Linked DNA regions of Homo sapiens: region 1 is linked to region 2. Evidence: chromatin contacts called from ENCODE Hi-C or POLR2A ChIA-PET data. All regions are on one chromosome and are shown on one strand. The core of a region is the stretch at or near the end of the contact, and the rest is flanking DNA. Distances in the headings are between cores, read along the strand shown. Region 1 overlaps ZNF532 (zinc finger protein 532). Region 2 holds the start of LINC03110 (long intergenic non-protein coding RNA 3110).

Region 1 (6,435 bases), core at 1,185-3,684, 310 kb before region 2:
AGCAGCAACATGTCACAGTAAAGAGCATATCTTCCTAAGAACCTGAAAGAAAAAAAAAAAAAAAAAAAAAACACAAAAAAATGCCTTTTCTGGCTATACACAAGATGTGGACTAATATTTTACAGTCTTATTTGTGTCACATTTTCAAAATAACGTGTTAGTCTTTCTTGAAAGGATTTATTTTTCTGTCCCTAATGGAAAAATAATCAGTAAATTTTAGAAATGGAATCTGGTCGTTTGTCATTTCATTTTCTTTCAATTTAGAGGGCAAACCTTATGGTTCCTTCTTTGTATCTTTCACTTTGTTTCAGTTCAGTGAAATTGCCTGGTACTGGGGCAAGCTTGGGGCTTTCCAGATTCTTGTTCATGATCCAAAAATAAACAGGTTTGCTAAAACACATAATAGTTATAAAATATAATTTAGAAACAAATTATAAACACCAAGGCAAGTAATTTTAGATAAACATTTTAAATGAAAGATAATTCCCAAAGTAAAAACTCATGGTTTTTCTAGCTATTCTTAAAAATATATAACTCCTAAACTGAAATTATTCTCCAATCTCATCTTCCTGTTAGGCAGCTTTTATAAACTCTCCAGCATTAAGAGCAAAATCCTCTAAATAGCTTATCTCTCAGCTTAATCCCTTTACAGCAGAACTACTCAAGGAGAAGAGAGAGGGTAGGAGAGTAGGAGGGAACGTATGTAAGTGTGAAGGTAACACAATTATCTAGAGAAATTTAAAAATAGACTTCACTCCTACCCAGGTCCTACCCACTTCTCCACATCCCAAACCCCCATAACCAGACTCAAAAAAACCCTGATTCTAACTGTGCTCTCTGCCTCGAGAGCCTCTGCTTTAAGATAACTCCTGGAGTCAAGAAAGGGCCTCTCTCTTGTGCATTTCTCCAGATTTCCGAGACACTGCAGGAAGAGGCTCTGTCCCTCATAAGGCTCAGGCCCTGCTACAATCCATGCAGCCCCCAGATACATCCCAGGCAACTGCTAAATTCAAGCCACTCTAAAACATTTCATAATTCTGCAGGAAGATTTGCCCAATTAATTAACGACACCATGATGCTGTTAACAGCAACTGCAAGTAATTCCAGAAAGCATCAGACCCCAGCTAAGGAATATAAAACCAGGACATTCACAGTCTTCCAAAACTACACACACGTCCAGTTAATGATGGCATAACCAACTTTAACCAAGATTGAACACCTAAATGAAATGAAAATGACTACATCAAAAGCAGAAGTAAAAACTGGATGGAAAGACATATCTGCTAACTGTCCCACATCTATATTGAAAGATTCAAGGAGACTAAAATTAAGCAGCTTTTGAAATGTCAGCTTTCATTCTGTGCAAACTGCAGAGTCTGGGCTAGAAACCTGCCTCTGGCAGGCTGCAAAACCCTGGGGTAAGTTATTGAACCTTTCTCAGGCTTCATTTCCTCACCTAAAAGTGGGATTCGTAACTGTCTCCCCTCAGGAGCCTGCTGCAATGAGATAGTAAGTAGGGTAAGCCCTCAGACAGTGTTAGCCCCAGTATCCTTAACACCCCGCCTTCCAATTTAGCCACAAGCTACCAAAATCACCAATAGTTCAATATGTACTTTAATATGCTCTGAACCAAAAATTTTCAACATCCTTTTTACAACACATTTATAGCCTTACATTAAAAAAAGTTCTTATTAAATCAAGTGGAGGACTTCAGAAAACTACATATAGTAAACCATACTAATAAAATATCAAATAAACTAATAAAATATAAATTATAATAAAAGTTAGTATTAAAAATTATAGATTTATATAGTATAAGAAATATGTATTATATATGATCTATAGTATATAAATATATAAGAAATATATGAAGTAAAAATATTTAGAATATAATAAAATTATAGGCCAGGTGTGATGGCGCACATCTGTAATCCTGGCACTTTGGGAGGCCAAGGCTGGAGGATCACTTGAGGCCAGGAGTTTGAGACAAGCCTGGGCAACAAAGACAACTCCCTCTACCCCGAACTCCCTACAAAAAAATGAAAATCAATAAAAATTAGCCAGGCATGGTGGTGTTCACCTGTAGTCCCTGCTACTCAGGAGGCTGAGGCTGGCAGATTGCTCGTGACCAAGAGTGTGAGGTAGCACTGAGCTATGATCACGCCACTGCACTCCAGCCTGAGCGACAGAGCGAGACTCTGTCTAAAAAAAAAAAGAAAAACTGTGTATACACACACACACACACACACACACACACACACACACACACACACAAACAAAATATCAATTCCAGTGGCCAAAACTAATGAAAAATAAGTTTCATAAAGCCAGCAGTGATATACATTTCTAGCATGAATATACAAACTCTTAATGTGCCTTTTAATCACATCTGACACAAATGCAGAATCAAGTGAGAAGCCATCACTCTCTAACAGTCAACCAGAGATAGAAGAGAACATGCAACTGATTTAAAGATATTTCTCCTAAAACCTTGAGATCACAAATAAGTTCTAAGCCAAAAAAGATAGGAGAAACTGGTTTTTTAAAAAATTTTTTACCTGTTGCTAGGGTAACAGGATTTTGGCAGGAAGTCAAAGTCGCCATAGCTAAAAGATGAGTTTTAAAAGGATAAAAATCTATTATATCCCTACATTTAGATTAAATAAGAGACTTTGTAGTAAGGCATGCCTAATGACAACAGGATGAACTCTAACAGTAAAAGAATGAAAATGAAACCATCTGGCAATGAACTATGCAAACTAGACAGTATTTCAGTATTTTTATCCCCTTAACTAATGGCCATCACCACAGTACAGCACGAAGACAGAAACAACATGGAGATGTAACGTTTTATTTCACAAAGTTATCTAAACAAGTTTCAGGGAGATTAAGGGGGGCAATTATGCCCTACCACACATTTCATACACATGGCTAGGTTCCAGGTTGTGTGGGTGAGCACCTTTTAAATTTTTTTTTTTTTTTTTTTTTGAGACAGGGTCTCACTCTGTTGCCCACACTGGAGTGCAGTGACACGACTGCGGCTCACTGCAGCCTCAAGCTCTGGGCTCTAGCAATCCTCCTGCCTCAGCCTCTGAAAGTGTTAGGATTACAGGCGTGAGCCACTGCACCCGGCCAAGTGGGCACTTTAAAAATTTATATACATACACACACACACACACACACACACACACACACACACACACACATTTTTTTCTTTTAAATACTGTGCAAGTGAGAGTCTCTGTAAAGCTCCTCAGTCAATCTGATTCTAAGCATGGTGGTCCCAAACTAGGAAATGCAAGCTGATTGCCTTGCCATTCTTTTCAAAAGTAACAACAGCACACCTGCCTCAGTGGCTGTGGTCATCTCTCCACACTCTGATCCTTTCATTCTCCCACTTTCCTTCACTGCCACTGCTGTCTTTCACCTACATCTCTGAGTGAACTGAAAGTGAATTTCAGAATGGGAAAGGCTACAAAATAGCAAGTATTCAAATCACCTATCACCTGCACCCTGTATGGAAAATGCAGATGAAATCTATGGACTTTTCTTAAAGGCTTTAGGAACAGAAACATTAAGACATCCTAAAATCATTTATAATCAGGCTTTAAATTATATTGAACAGACTTACTAATGCTGTAAATCCAACATCCAGAGAGTTGTGTCCCCTGCCTTCACCACCAAGAGTGAACGTTGGGTGGAGTCTTTAAACAAATACACTTGAGATCAACCTTCCCCAAAACATAAACTCAACAAAGGTGTGTTGGTGCTATAGCAGTCACACAGTGAGGGCCACAGCAATGAGCATCAGCAGCAAGGGCAGGTGTGCGGCAGATCCCAGGTGGTATGAGTGTTCCCAGCCCTGCCACAACACTGGAATCACCTGGAAGCTTTAAGAATGCCAGGGCCGGCTGGGTGCGGTGGCTCACGCCTGTAATCCCAGCACTTTGGGAGGCCGAGGCGGGCAGATCACGAGGTCAGAAGATCGAGACCATCCTGGCTAACATGGTGAAACCCCGTCTCTACTAAAAATACAAAAAATTAGCCGGGCGTGGTGGTGGGCGCCTGTAGTCCCAGCTATTCAGGAGGCTGAGGCAGGAGAATCGCTTGAACCCAGGGTGGGAGCTTGCAGTGAGTCGAGATGGCGTCACTGTACTCCAGCCTGGGCGACAGAGAAAGACTCCATCTCAAAAAAAAAAAAAGAATGCCAGGGCCAGGTCCCACCCCTAGTGATGCCAATTAGCTGGTCTGGTGAGCACCAAGTGTGCTGGGCCGTAGGCTCTCCGGGTGATTCTCGTGTGCAGCTACCAAGTCAGACTCACTGCTCCCCCTGTAGCCTTCCTGCTGACAAGGACTTCTTCCTAGAAGTTCTGTTTCGATCCACAAATTAGATTAACTGTGAAACCAAATGCTTTCCACAGAGACTTGGTTAGTCCATGGAATGACTTTTAGACTGTGACTGGTTTAAAATATCCACCTCACACTAGCAATGGCTACTACATAGATTACCACTGGTAGTTTCCTTTCATTCCAGTGTCCGAGGAGAAAGGTCACATTGGCCCTAGAATCCATTTTTTTTTTTTTTAGACAGAGTCTCGCTCTGTCATCCAGGCTGGAGCGCAGTGGCGTAATCTCGGCTCACCGCAACCTTCACCTCCCGGGTTTAAACAATTCTCCTGCCTCAGCCTCCTGAGTAGCTGGGACTACAGATGCCCGCCACCATGCCCAGCTAATTTTTGTATTTTTGGTAGAGGTGGGGTTTCACCATATTGGCCAGGCTGGTCTCAAACTCCTGACCTCAAATGATACATCCACCTCGGACTCCCAAAAGTGCTGGGATTACAGGCATGACCCACCATGCCCAGCCGACCCTAGAATCCCTTCTATTCCATTATTTTACAGATGAGCATCTGGCCACTACCTGAATACTTCCAGCAACAGATAGGCAGACATTTCACTCATGCATGGCCCCAGCTGGTCTGGAATTATCACATGCTGGTCCTCACATGGAGGACATCTATCTGAAGACAGCTATCAAAGCTCCCCTTAACCCCAACTTCTCTCTTCCTCCTGCCACTGTTTCTAGACTCAGCATTCTGCTTACCCTCCTCTGCTAGTTGTCAGCATCCATCTTAAATCGATGCAATGGAACCTTTCCCTGTTTAGATTCACTGTGGCCACCTTACTGCAGGTGACAAATACTACTTGTCATTCCCTCCCCTTTGCGGTACACGCGGGAATATACTTGGGGCTGCTCACATAATTCATTCTGGGCAATGACTCGTGTTGTGCATCATATCCAGAATAACGAGCGTGTAAAGACCAGGCAGGACTCGCCAGTCTTTTTTTCAGTAACACCTACGTTGAGACAATGGGGCTGAAAGAAACAGCCTTGATCACTGAGTTACCAGTGGAAGGGATGACTGCCCCGGAGAAATGCAAACTCTGCATAGCAAACTCTGTATGTGCAAGAAATGAACTTTTATTGGATAAATCAATGGGCTTTGGGGGATTGTACTGCCACTCAGACTAAGCCAGTAGTTCGCAAAGCATGGTCCCAAGATGAGCAGCATCAGCATCAGCATCAGCTAGGGCTTGTGAGAAATGCAAATGATCGGGTTCCATCCCAGACCTGCTGAATCAGAAGCTGTGGGGTAGAGGCCAGCAACTAGCTGAACAAGCCTTCCAGTTAATTCTGACGCACACTCCAATCTTGGGAACCGCCAGCTAGATTATGGTGCCAAGTCAAAGGAAGGGTGTTAGCTTTCCTTGATATGAATGCTACATCAGCAGCCACAAAGAAGGATGGGTTATAGCAAGATAGTCAAATAAAGACAGAATACTTTTTCATAGAACTTAGCTAAGCCATATCTACCTCACATAATATCTGTGTACTTTTATTTTTTTTTTAAGTGAAAAGCTCTGCATTTAAGATCTGCCTTGCAAAATCCCTCCTAGCTTCTCTTCCTATAATTAAGTCATTGATAGAAAGACTGAGGAAAATCTGATCCAAGATGGAAGCTTTCTCTCCAACAAGGCAGTGAGCCATGAGTCAGCTATCCATGCAATATTTCACCCAGGCCCTCCTGCACTACACTGTACAGAACAGTATCAAAACAGACAGAATCTGTCAACAGTTTTGCTGAAACCCAGTTTCTGTCTAGAGGGTTATTCTACCTACCAACTGGTCCCTCTGTAAAGAAAAGGAGATTGATCTGCAATCACATGTTCTTAGTCTTCGCCTAGTTCTTTTGCCCAGTGCTCAGGCAGGAACCAGCTACTTCACCATCTGTTCTCTGAAATGGCTGTGCTCAAGTAAGGTCAGATAGACTTTATCTGAAATCTTCCGAATCTATCCAACCTTCTCCTTTCACACAAGCAGGGTATCTGGCCACAGCTCATTCTCCATGACATGCATATATTTGCAATCTCCTT
Region 2 (6,871 bases), core at 3,368-5,867:
GGGTCTCACTCTGTCTCCCAGGCTCGAGTGCAGTGGCGCCACCTCGACTGACTGCACCCTCCGCCTCCCAGGTTCAAGCAATTCTCGTGCCTCAGCCTCCAGAGCAGCTGGAATTACAGACGTGCACCACCATACCCAGAGGATTTTTGTATTTTTCAGTAGAGAGGGGGTTTCGCCACGTTGGCCAGGCTGGTCTCAAATTCGTGGCCTGAAGTGATCAGCCCACTTCGGCCTTCCAAAGTGCAGGGATTACAGGCGTGAACCACCGTGCCCAGCTTCTTCTATATTTTTGGAGATAGGGTCTCCCTTTGTTGCCCAGGCTAGTCTTGAACCCCTCCTGTGCTCAAACCATCCTCCCACCTCGGTCTCCCAACGGCGTATGATCCCTCCCACTCCTGGGATGACAGGCATGAGCCACTATGTCTGGCCCATAAAAAAGGAATGATATTCTTATACATGCTCAGCATGGATAAACCTAGAAAGTTTGTGCTAAGTGAAATAAGACACAAAAGGACAAATATTGTACAACTTTGCTTATAGGAGGTACTTCACATGGTCAAATTCATAGAGACAGGAAGTAGAAAAGTGATTGCCAGGGGCTAGTGGGAGAAGGGAATGGGGAGGTATTGTTTAATAGGTACAGAGTTTCTGTTTGAGACGATGAAGAAGTTCTGGGGATGGCTGTACACACTGCAAACGGACTTAAGGCCACTGATTTGCACACTCAAAAATAGTTCAAAGGTAAATTTTATGTTATATATAGTTTATCGCACACACAAAAAGAATCATACTGATATCTTGGCTGTAGTCCCCAGAGACAGTGATTTTAATTGGTTTGGGTGGGGCACAGGCAACAGTGGTTTTAAAAGTTCCTCAGATGAGTCTGATGTGCAGCGAGGCCTGAAAAGGGATGGACCATCTCCAGGGCAGCTGGCTCAGCCTTGACTGCATATTAGAATCATTTGGGGAGTTTAAAAATGTACCTAGATCTGTGGCTAAAGTAAAAAAAAATTCATTGTACACTTAAAAATAACTAAAAGCATAATTGGAATGTTTGTAATACAAAGACATGAGAAATGCGTGAGGTGATGGACACCCCATTTCCCCCAATGTGATTATTATATATTGTTTGCCTGTATCCAAATTGCTCACATATCCCATAAATATAGATACCTGCTAGGTCCCCATAAAAATAAACAATTTAAAAAAATATACTCATGTCTGAGTCTTACACCCCAGATTCTTACTTGATTGGCTTGGGGGTGCTGCCTGGTCATTGAGATTTTTTTGTGTTTCCTAAGCTGATTCTAAAATGTGGGTAAGGCTCAGAATCATTGCCCTTGAGAAAGCCTAGGATCATTTCACCTTTGGAGAAAAAGTACTTAACGTATGTCATTGAAGAAATCAGAGTCATGGGGCTGGGGGGGTGCTTCTGGTGAGAGTCAAGGGGCCAAATTCTCTATATATTGCCATGTATGTATATGCAGTCAGAATGTGAAAAATGGGAGAAGCAAAGACCAGTAGAGGGCCCAGGAGAAAGGGAGTAAAGATCCATCTATTAGGCTCACTCCTAAGGGAGAAAGGCTCTTTATTCTTCCAGGCATCCAGCTCCTACCAGCTGCTGCTGCTGCTTTTATTTTATTTTATTTTATTTTATTTTTTTCTGAAACCAGAGTTTTCCTCTGTCACCCAGGCTGGAGTGCAGTGGCACGATCTTGCCCCACGGCAACCTCCACCTCCTGGGTTCAAGCAATTCTCCTGCCCAGCTGCTGGGACTACAGGCACATGCCACCACGCCCAGCTAATTTTTATATTTTTAGTAGAGATGAGGTTTCACCATATTGGTCAGGCTGGTCTCAAACTCCTGACCTCAGTTGATCCACCCACCTCAGCCTCTCAAAGTGGTGGGATTACAGGCGCAAGCCACCGCGCCCGGCCTTCCTACCGGTTTCTAACATAGGCACTGCTCCTCTGCTCCCGTACTCCATCCCCAATCCCTATGTGAACTCCTTTCCCTGCCCAGGAAGAGTTCAGAGCTGACCTTTCCAGCCAGAGTTATAAAAAGCCGGGGATGTTGAGAGTGTCCCAGTGAAGGGACCATAGGCTGGTGCATGAAAAATAAGCCCGTTTACCTTTAAAGGACCACTGAGGTGGTAGACATACACCATCCCCTGATGAATTCTGACCGGCTTCAGCTTTTTCTCTCTCTCTCTCTTTTTTTTTTTTTTTTTTTTGTCTTTTGTCACTCTTATCTGCCTTGGTATTTGTATGTCTGTTCTTCTGTATAGATGCTTTCTTAGTCTGCTCATTAGGTTGCATTACATTCCTGCTGTCTTATTTGTGAAAGCCCTACTCCAGTCCTAGGTCCTTGGAATCAAAGCCAACTAGATGAGGGGTGGGGTGGGGATTTAGACATGCAGCTGAAAGGCAATGAGGGATCAGGGTGGCACCTAGAAGACAGGAAGTGTGGAGACAGTTGATGGCCCAGCTCTGCTCTGGGCCTTGGAGTAATGGTGGTTCCTCGTTAGTCCAACCCATTCCATCAAGGTAGAAGTCTATTATAAAGATTTCAGCAGATGACTCACCTGATCGTAAAGAGACCACACTTGCCAGCAATGTCTTCTGTGTACTATGCCCCTCTTCCATTTACAGGTGTCCTTGGGAACCAAGCAGACATTGACAAGGAGACTTGGGCTTCCAGATCCTGACTCCATTCAGATACAGCTGCCAAGGGGCACAAAATTTAAAACAGAACTCATGTTTTCTAGAAGCCTATGATCTAGTTGTGGAGATAAATTATACAAACAAAAAAGTGACAAGCAAGGTTTTGGACATTAGGACTTCTTTATTGTTGATGTGTGTAGTTCAGTAGTTTTCTGGAGACTTTTGTCAAAGAGCCTATGGATGAGCAAAGAGCAAAGAGAAATAATTTTCCAGGATTAGGAATGGTGGGTGCAGAGAGTTAAAGGAATCTTTGTGAAGACTGATTATGAAGGCATGATTCTTTCTGCATAATAAATTGTGTACTTTATTATTATTAGTTTAAATGTGACAACCATGATCATTCTCGGTTAATATCGACATTACCCTTTGCAGGTAAGCACACTCAGGTAGAAAGGTGGTTAAATACTGTATTACATACCTCCAAGGATGACCTGTTCTCAGTCCTCTGGGATTTCTGATAGAGGGAGTTTAGCAGACTCTTCACAAACTGTTAGGTGCCAAGAATTGATTCAAAGCTCCTGATCACTGGGCTGTTCATTCAGAGTGTGGGAGTTCCTTGGTGTGGTACACTGTAGACACATTTAAACAGAGGGCAGCGTGGACTGGATGTTCTCTGAGGTCCCTTTACTTCCGAGGTTCTAAGTAGTAAGGGACTTTGGATAAGGGAGAAACTTAAAAAAGTTACAGTGGCTGAAGAAAGCCTAAGAGAAAAGTAGGGGCCTAAATTGTACCTGAAGGCTGGGCAGAGTTGGAAGGACATATTAGTTCCTCCAGACAGGAGAACATATGATCAAAGACTACCTGTGGACAATTATCACAGATCAAAGACTAGCTGGGGACAATGATCACAGTGACTGCAGGATGGTGGAATACTTATGAAGCAAATAATATGTAAATAAGATTTATTTGTGTCAGGGAGGGGGCAGCATTTAAATAACCGGCAGTTGAAAATTGTACCATATTAGTTATATGTCTAAAATTAGATGTTCAGAATAAACAGCTATTTCAGAAGAATGGACACAGTATTAAATTAAAATACAAGTAAGATTTATTTGTTGGAGGAAGTGGGAGAGGAAGGTACATGTTCAGTTGACTCAACAGTTTAAATCATACCTAAGACATTTACATATCAGCTATATGCTAATCCTTATATGATAATTAGTAATTAAATTCATTTTGCAAAAACATCAGTGAAAGCTTTGCTGTGAAACAGTTTTGTAGGAGGCTAGTTGAAATTATTGTTAAATGCCTATTTGAAAGGGCAATTAGTTAGACTATTCTGTAGTTCAAGCTTTTCACTAAGTGACTTAGTGAGTTATACTTAATGAAGTTCTGTTATATATAGATCAGAGGTCCGAAGCTCTTGGAAATTCTTATATTTTAATAAAGTAAGCAGTCAAGAACTGTTTAATGATAATAAGAGTAGCTTGACACAGATACATATTTAGTCACCTGTTTAACAATCACAGAATATCAACCCTAAAGAGCACCTTAGCTGACCTAGGCCAAGACCTTCAGCATCAGACAGTCTTGTAGCCTGGAGAGATTTTTCTCTGTCTCTTCCTAAACCTCTACTATAGTGGTTCTTAAAGTGTGGTCCTGCCTCAGCAACATCAGGGACCTTTTGAAAAATGTAAATTCTGGCTGGGTGTGGTGGCTCACACCTGTAATCCCAGCACTTTGGGAGGCTGAGGTGGGCTGATCACTTGAGGTCAGGAGTTTGAGACCAGCCTGGCCAACATGACGAAACCCTGTCTCTACCAAAAATATAAAAAATTAGCCGGGTATGGCAGCACGCACCTGTAATCCCAGCTACTTGGGAGGCTGAGCCAGGAGAATTGCTTGAACCCGGCAGGCAGAGGTTGCAGTGAGTCGAGATCTTGCCACTGTACTCCAGCCTGGGTGACAGAGCGAGACTCCATCTCAAAAAAAAAAAAAAAAAAAAAGAGTTAAAAACATGCAAATTCTTAGGCCCCACCTCTGATCCCCTGATCGACTGAATCGAAACTCTGGGGTGGACCCAACAATATGTAGCTTAGTAAGCCCTCCAGGTGATCCTGATCCACACTGGGGTTTGAGAACTGTTTCCCCACACTACAGCTTCAAAATATCTTGAGGAAATAACTTCTCTTAGATCACTCTTAGCCACACAGAGAAATACTTCCTGTTTTATGTCTAAATTTATCTTCCTAAAGCTTTGAAGGGTGGAGCACACTATCTTCAGAAGTGTAGATACTTTTTTCACATTCCTTTATGGGCAACATGCTAGGGTGCATCTCAGCAGAAGGGTGGCCAAGCCTGGGAGGGGATGAAGACAGAGCTGGCACTAAGCAGGGACATGGGGAAACAAGGGCTGATCTTAGCCATTATTTGATTATTTGATAATCCAAGATTCACTCCAAAGAGGAGCACAGCATAGTCTGGTTCAGCACCTGGGTTTTTAAGACTAATAACACTGAGTCAGAGATTCACAAGGTTGTGGGGGGAATCTTTGGACCTAGGTAGTAGAGATAAAATGACGGGAATCATCTATACTGGCCAACATTGTTCTAGAAATTGTCTGAATAAAGCATAACAGAATAGAGAAGGGTCCAACCCTCTGGGGATATAGCATTGACAAGGAAAAAATGACCTCAGATGACTGGCTGCAATTTAGGGCAGGATTCTACTGCTCCCCTCCCCCTCATTTCTGCCAACCCAGCATTAGCTAAGAAATCCAGGGATCCAGGATGTACAAGTAATGAGGGCGGAAGGAGCACATAGGTGGTCCAACTGTGCTGCTGAGGTCTTCCCAGCACTGTTTGGGATCTGTTCCAGAGAAGGGAAGGACTGTGCAGATAGCTGGTGGCTACTGCTTTGTCTGCCTAGAGTGGAGTAGCACTCTGTTCTCAGGAATACTGCTTTCCACAGTGTGGTTTAATGGGATCCCCCAGTTTCTGACTGATCTGCTTCCCTAACTCAGTGATTGGCTACAGATAGGCATGTTCCCCAAATTCAGTCCTGAGACTTCTGACCTTCAACCAGATGGAAGATCTTGGGTTTGCTCAGGTGGCAAACCTGTGAGGTATGAGTCTGAGCTGTTCGGTGGCCATGTCCCACAGGCTGTGCAGAAGAAGCCAGTCTGTGGTGGGAGAGAGTGGCTGGTGCACTGAGAGAAGCAGAAACAAGAGACAGAGAAAGGGCGGGTGGTGTTCCAGTCCCAGGTGTGGTCAGTCCTGAGGTCCAGCTCATACCCACCTTTCCTGCAGTTCAGTTGGGTGAGCCTACAAATCTCCCTTTTCTGCCTAAGCCAAATTGTTCCTGTGGATACAGTGTCTAACTTCTTGTCATCTTTCTGAAGATGCTTTAACTGGCAAAGCATCCATCAGGGTTTTATTTTGGTTTTAGAGGTAATAATGATTATTTTATTTTATTTTCCCAGTGGATAAACAATCATCCTATGCTATTTTTTTATTGTGATGAAATATACAATACATAAGATTTTCCATTTTAACATTTTTTAGCGTGCAATTTAGTGGCATTAAGTACATTCACATTGTTGTGACATCACCATTCATCTCCAGAACTTTTTCATCTTCCCCAACTGAAACTCTATACCCATTAAACAATACCTCCCCATCTCAGGCAACCACCAGAGGATTTCTAGTCAAAAGTAGAATGGTGGTTTTATTTGCATTCTAATACTTCCCTGAGAACAGTTCTTGAGGCCTTTGAGACATTGGGCAGATTAACTTCAGGAGAGAGATGAGACTCCTAGGTTCCTTCCCATGGCTACACTTTTCCAATTGAAATTCACCAACTACTTTTCTATCTCGCCTCAGTAGTGTGAGCAACCTTAAGTTAAACAGGCAGGACTTGGAGGGTCTAATTATAATGCAATTTTACTTTTAACTCCCACTATTGCTTTAAATGTATTCTGTGGAATTAGTCTTTGTCCCACCCTCGATTAAATTTGGGACAATATGACTATTCCATTTATTCATGTGCAATAAAAAGGTCTTGCAATTAGTAATTAAAATGTCCAATCTTGGGTAATCATCACATAATCAAATCTAGGAGGCTCCTCCTTTCCCGAGCTCAGATGAGAAGCCTGCAGTGAGGAAGGAAGGAGGTAGGCTGTTTCCATGTGATTCCATCTAATGCTTTT

What was found. Hi-C counts contacts between places; a loop is a spot of excess contacts on that map. ChIA-PET counts read pairs that join two places held with the same protein, here RNA polymerase II (POLR2A). Pooled maps may share reads with other maps.
Region 1: a map of B cell shows a loop between it and region 2 (3-fold over the local background). The contact joins the enhancer-like site here to the promoter of LINC03110 in region 2. A Hi-C loop is called at or near these places in 1 of 168 maps with a recorded cell type or tissue (B cell), 9 of 37 single-sample maps with no recorded cell type and 3 of 50 pooled maps. POLR2A ChIA-PET finds 5 or more read pairs at or near these places in 1 of 52 experiments (activated B cell).

The regions. Positions count from the first base shown.
Region 1 is chr18:58,960,375-58,966,809 of GRCh38, reverse strand. All of the region lies in intron 7 of ZNF532 (zinc finger protein 532), which reads right to left. Among named protein-coding and RNA genes, the nearest start is that of ZNF532, 99 kb to the right of the region's middle. Within about 2 kb of position 2,434, at least 4 of the 41 ENCODE cell types and tissues checked have a DNase peak (open chromatin) inside an H3K27ac peak, as active enhancers do; they include B cell, where a contact is called at or near this core.
Region 2 is chr18:58,656,285-58,663,155 of GRCh38, reverse strand. LINC03110 (long intergenic non-protein coding RNA 3110) reads right to left here and starts at 4,617. Exons shown (of 4, transcript NR_187442.1): 1 at 4,525-4,617; 2 at 3,143-3,293; 3 at 2,586-2,724.